Linked DNA regions of Homo sapiens: region 1 is linked to region 2. Evidence: chromatin loops called from intact Hi-C (ENCODE). Cell type or tissue: PC-9. All regions are shown on one strand. Links, peaks and the distances in the headings refer to the core of each region. The heading gives the core; the rest is flanking DNA.

Region 1 (2,917 bases), core at 139-2,638, 200 kb before region 2:
AAGCATGCGAAAAGACACTCAACATCACTAATTAAGGAAATGCAAATCAAAATCACAGGGAGACACCACCCACATCCATTAGGATGCCTACTATCAAAAACAAAACAAAACAGAATACAACAAGTGATGGTGAGGATGTGGAGAAATTGGAACCTTGTGCACTGTTGGTGGGAATGTAAAATAATGCAGCCCCTGTGGAAACAGTATGGCAGTTATTCAAAAATTAAAAATAGAATTAGTATATGATTCAGCTATTTTACTTCCTTATATAAATCCAAAAGAAGTGGAGATTGGGTTTTAAACAGATACATGTATATCCATATAGTTTTAGTTGGGGATCTCCAGAGAGACAGAACTGATGATAGGAGACATAAAGAGAGATATGAGAAGACATATTAGAGGAACTGGCTTACTCCATTATGGAGGCTGAGCAGCCCACCATAGGCCATGTGCAAGCTGGAGAACCAGGGAAGCCAGTAGTGTGGCTCAGCTCAATCTGAAGGCCTCAGAACCAGGGAAGCCAATGGACTCTCAGTCCAAGGCCAAAGGCCTGAAAGCCTCTCAGGGAGTTGCTGGTGTGGAGTTCAAAGATCGGAGAACTTGCAGCTCTGATGTCCAAGGATAGGAGAAGGGTAGAAGAAGCAAGACTTTGCCCTTCCCCTGCCTGTTTGCTGCATCAAGACCCTCAGCTGAATGAATGGTGCCTGTCCACATTGAGGGCGGGCCTTCCCCACTCAGTCCACTGACTCATACACCAATCACCTCACAGACACACCTGGAGCAGCCCAATCATTTCAATCAAATGCCAAACCACCTGGGTTTCCCTTAGAGCACAAGACAGATGGGCTCAGCACCCCCGAATTCCACCCAAAGCAGAAGTCCTTTCCCAGGGTTCTGGTGCAAAGCAACCCTCCAGGGGTGGGCATTTGGGAATAATTAATGCTTATATGTAAAATGGGTAACCGTCTGGGTATCCCTTAACCCAGTCAAGCTGACATCCCAAATCAACCATCACACATATTCACAGCAGCATTACTCACAATAGCCAGAAGGTGGAAGCAACTCAAGTGTCTGCCCATAGATGGATGAATGGATAAACAAAATTTGGCATGTACACACAATGGAATATTATTCAACCTAAAATAGGAAAGAAATTCTGACACAAACTACAAGATGAATGAAACTTGAGGACATTATAAGCAAAATAAGACAGCCACAAAAAGACAGATAGTATATGATTCCACTTCCATGAGGTACCTAGATGGAGTCAAATTCATAGAAACAGAGAGAAGAATGGTGGTTGCCAAGGTCTTGGGGGAGCAGAGAATGGGGAGTTAGTGTTTAATGGGTACAGAGTTTCAGTTTGGGAAGATGAAAAATTCTGGAGATGGTGGTGGTGATGGCTGTATAACAACATGAGTGTTCTTAATACTACTGAACTGTACATTTAAAAAAGGTTAAGATGGTATATTTCATTACATGTATTTTACTATAATTAATAATTTTTACTAATATATATGACAAAAGATGTATGTCCTAAAGCTTCTAGAACCACAAGACTATGATGGAGACACAACATTGAACAATCCAGAACTCTCAGACTAGCCAGGTCTCCTAGATTTTAACTCTCATCCTTTACTTGGAGAGGGAAACTAAAGCTCAGAGAGGCTGTGTGAGCTCCCTGAGGTTGCACAGCAGGTTAGGAGGAAAGTCAGACTCACACCTTGCCCCTTGCTCGTTCTCTCGATTCTGCACCTAGTTCCCCAGACACTGTCTCAAGTGGCTTCCAGAAAACATTTACCAGGACCCACATTTACATCAACACTCATGACTCCTGCACCAAGACCCAGAGGGCTCCAGGGCAGTCATTCTGGCTTGGTATTTGAGGACCCCTTCCCATGGTGCTCTGCATACTCCCAGGACCCTTCACTACCCCTGGACCCTGAAAACCTGGGCACCTCCTCTCCCCTTCATTTCCTATCAAGACCTCGTTTTATATCCCAGGCCTTCCTCCCCATCTGCCATATGCGACGCTTCCTTCGGCACATCCTCTGCATCCCACAGCTGCCTGCCACACTCTGGCGGAGAGGCAAGGCTGTGGGCTCACACGGGGGTTGAGGGCCCCCGTGATCACCCTCAGCCAGTGACAGCACACTGCAAGTGGACACCCAGGAGCAGCCTCAGCCACCAGGCCCTAGGAGGAGGGTGACACCTTTCAAGGAATCATGACTCTTTAGTGGCCACTGCCTTCCCATTCACCCACCCCTCCTTCTTAGCACAGATTACAGCCTCCACCTTGATGACTGTGATCTGATGAGGCTCTTCCTCTCTCCCCAAAATGTTGGAAAGGATGATGATCTGTGGGTCAGAGTCCTTGGTTCTACTGTTTACAGGCTATGAGACCCCAGGCAATCAAGTCCCCTCTCCAAGCCTCGGTTTCCTCATCTGTAAAATGGTGACACAAGTAATGAATCCTAGTGTGTATAACATTGGAATAGAATTATCAAGCAAAGTCCCAGACTCTTAGAAAGGGCTCAATAAGTGTTCACAATAAAGGTTTCTTCTCTCCTTCTTTCATTTCAGTGAACTAGGAAGAGCGTAAGTTTTGACATCAGGAAGTGCTGGGCATGAATCTTTGATCCACGACTTAGCGGCTATATGAACTTGGACAAGTTGCTTAACTTCTCTGAACTTGTTTCCTCTTTTGTTAAAACAAACAAAAACGGGTTCTCCTCTCATTGAGTTGTTTCATTGAATATTAAATGAGTTACAGCAAGCCAAGAGCCAGCAAGCCAGCACAGTGCCCAGTACATAGTAGGTGCTCAACACATGCCACCTAATCCCTCCCACCAGGTCCCCCTCCCTGCATCCTCTGCACAGACAAGCTGGGTCAATACCACATAAAACACCACATTGA
Region 2 (2,917 bases), core at 227-2,726:
AGAGGTTCCCAAGACCTAAAGATGATAAGAAATGTATATTAATTAGCTTAGTTCTTTATCTGTATAAAAATCAAGCAAACAAAAATATTGGCTGCAAAGCAATTTGCCATCTGCCAATAGACTCTGGCTGCCCTGGGGAGATGCTGGTTTCCTTTTTCCTGAAATTTGTTTATAACTTGCTGTTAATCAAACCTAGAGCAGAGAGATATGTGGAAATTATATGGAGACGACGGATTTCATGAGGACCTTGAGCAGACATGGGAAGAATTGCGACAAACGAGCAGCGGGAACTTGGGTTGCAAGACCCCACGATGCCAGCCCTGCCTTGCTGGGAGCTTGGCAACAGAGCCCTTTCTGAATCAGCCCCTCACAGAGAGAACGTGATCTACAGGATGGCAGGTGCCCGAGGATGGCTGTTCCAGAAGATTCCATATAGGTCGGTCTCCCTAGAAGCAGAGCCTGAGACGGAGATGTGTGGGGATGTGTGGGATTGTGGAGGGCATACCCTCAGGAGAACGGGAGTGACGGAAGCAGCAGAGGGCAGGCAAGAAGCCAGACCAGGGCATGGGCTCAACGCGAGTTCACCCCCAGCCTGAGCCCACGGGGAGCTCTGGAACGTCATCTGTGGCACCACACGGCTCTCCTGCCCTGGGCAGTGAGATAGATTTTTTTGAACCCTGTGTCATTAGCTGAAGGTCACCGTGTGGGGAGAGTTTAACCTCTTAGCCTTTGCAAGGTGAGTCTGCAGTCAGCGCTCTTGAGCTGAGGTTAATACTCACTGCAGCCAGAAAGAATTGGTGCCCTGGTCAGTCAAGAGGATCTGGGTGGGTACCAGCTGTCACGCCTGTTATGGCTTGGGTTGTGTCCTCCAAATATTTATATGTCGAAAGCCTAATCCCTAGCACCTCAGAATGTGGCCTCATTTGGAAATAGGGCCTTTACAAAGAAAGGCAATCAATTTAAAATGAGGTCATTGGGGTGGGCCCCAATTCAATATAACTAGTGTCCTTGTAAAAAGGGGAAACCTGGACGTAGAGACACACATACCAAGAGAATGCCATATGAAGATGGGAGCAGCAATTGGGTAACGCTTCTACAAGCCAAGGGACGCCGAAGATTGCCAGCCATCCATCCCCGAGAAGCTAGGGGAAGACATGGAACGTATTCTTCCTCACAGCCCTCAGAAGGAACTCACATTGCTGGCACCTTAAATGGGGACTTCTAGCCTCCAGAACTATGAGGGAACACAATACATTCTGTCCTTGAAGCCCCTCGGTTTGTGACACATCGTTATGGCAGCTTTAGCAAACTAAAAGCCCATCTGTGACTCCAGCCACCACCAACATCTGCTGATTCTGCCCACCCCACCAGAAGGCTCGCCTCTGATAATAGCCTCCTTATTTCCCTGGAGAAACCCTCTCGGTCCTAAGGGGTCCTGCAGAAATCACCCCACCCCAGATGGAGGGGTAGCCAGAACCCCAGGTCTAGCCAATCAGAGCCTTGCTTCCCCAGCCACAGTGACTGGTTCAGGCATGAGCACATGACCCAATCTGAGCCAATCAGGCTGAATTCCGGCCCTGTCCGTGGAATCAGAGACCACAGGGTGTGAGCGTGGAACCATGGAGCCATCTAGAGGAGAGAGCCTGTCTGTGTGTGAGGCTGGCATGGTGGAGACCAGAGCCAAGAATGGAGACCTGATGATATCATTTAGTTAACCATAAGGCTTTCATTTCCCCCATCATCCTGATTTCTATAAATATATTTCATCCAATGTATAACTAAACTGTTTCAGATCAATTTTGGAACTTATAAATTTAAATACTACAAAAAAATAGGTTGATTCAGACTGCAGTCCAGGGCGATCTTGAATTAGGAAGTGACACTACGTTATTAAACAAAATTATAGCAATCATTTATTAAAGGTGAATTACATACTGTAAGTGCCAGGCATTAATGCATTTGTTTTATATGCATTACCTTAAACCTCACAACCACAACCCTTCCTGTGACGTGAGGCCTATGATTTCCTCATTTTTCAGTTGAAAAAACTTGTGTTACTTTCAACCAGCCATTCCTCTACCCTGATACCAAAAAAGCCAAAGACAGCACACAAAAAGAAAACTACAGACCAATATCCCTTGTTTCTTTCTTCTGCCTTCCTGTGGGTTATGTGAATAGTTTTTTTAGACTTCAATTTTGACTTATCTATACTGGTTTTGAGTATATCTCTTTGTATAGTGTCTATAGTGGTTACTGTCAGTTACATTACATTAATATATAGATAATTTATCACAGTCTACTAGTGTCATCATTTTGCCAGTTTGAGGGAAGTATAGAAAGCTTGCCTCCCTTTACCCTCCTCGTTAATAATATAAATTTCTTAACTATTTCTTCTATATACATTTAGAACCACATCAGAAAGTGCTATAATTTTTTTCAACCATCAAATACAATTTAGAAAACTTAAGAGGAGAGTAAAAGTTCATTATATTTACCCATACTTTTGCTTACTGTGTTCTTTCTTCTTCCTGGTGTTCTATGATTCCTTCTTTTACTGTTTCTTCTCCATTTAGAGAGTGTTTTAGCCATTCTTTTAGGGTACGTTTCTGTTAGCAACAAATTATCTTAGTTTTTCTTCATCTGAAAATGTCAATTTCCCCTTCATTTATGAAGGGTATTTTCCCTGAATATAGGATTCTGGGTTGACAGTTCTTTTCTTTCAGCACTTGAAAAAAATGTTGAGCCACTTCCCTCTAGCCTCCATGGTTTCTGATGAGAAATCCTTTTTTGTTCTAATATTTTTCCCCTGCAGAGAGGTTGTCATTTCTCCCTCACTGCTTTCAAGATATTTTCTTTGTCTTTAATTTTAAAAATTTTGACTATGATGTGTCTTGGTGTGAATATCTTTTGAGATTAT

Evidence for each region. Hi-C counts contacts between places; a loop is a spot of excess contacts. Peaks named below come from ENCODE experiments on the same cell type or tissue, not always from the same donor. Only the 100,000 strongest peaks of a DNase experiment are listed, where the experiment ranks them.
Region 1: a loop joins it to region 2, with 5 times the contacts of the local background. A loop is called at or near these places in 8 of 110 quality-filtered maps.

What each region holds. Positions count from the first base shown.
Region 1 is chr1:29,712,203-29,715,119 of GRCh38, reverse strand. No RefSeq gene overlaps it. Among named protein-coding and RNA genes, the nearest start is that of LINC01648, 320 kb to the left of the region's middle. In PC-9, for the core only: a CTCF peak has its summit at 1,101 (motif pointing right); no DNase peak of the experiment used is centred there.
Region 2 is chr1:29,512,180-29,515,096 of GRCh38, reverse strand. All of the region lies in intron 1 of LOC107984933 (a long non-coding RNA gene), which reads right to left. Among named protein-coding and RNA genes, the nearest start is that of LINC01756, 160 kb to the right of the region's middle. In PC-9, for the core only: CTCF peaks have their summits at 1,421 and 1,620 (motif pointing left); no DNase peak of the experiment used is centred there.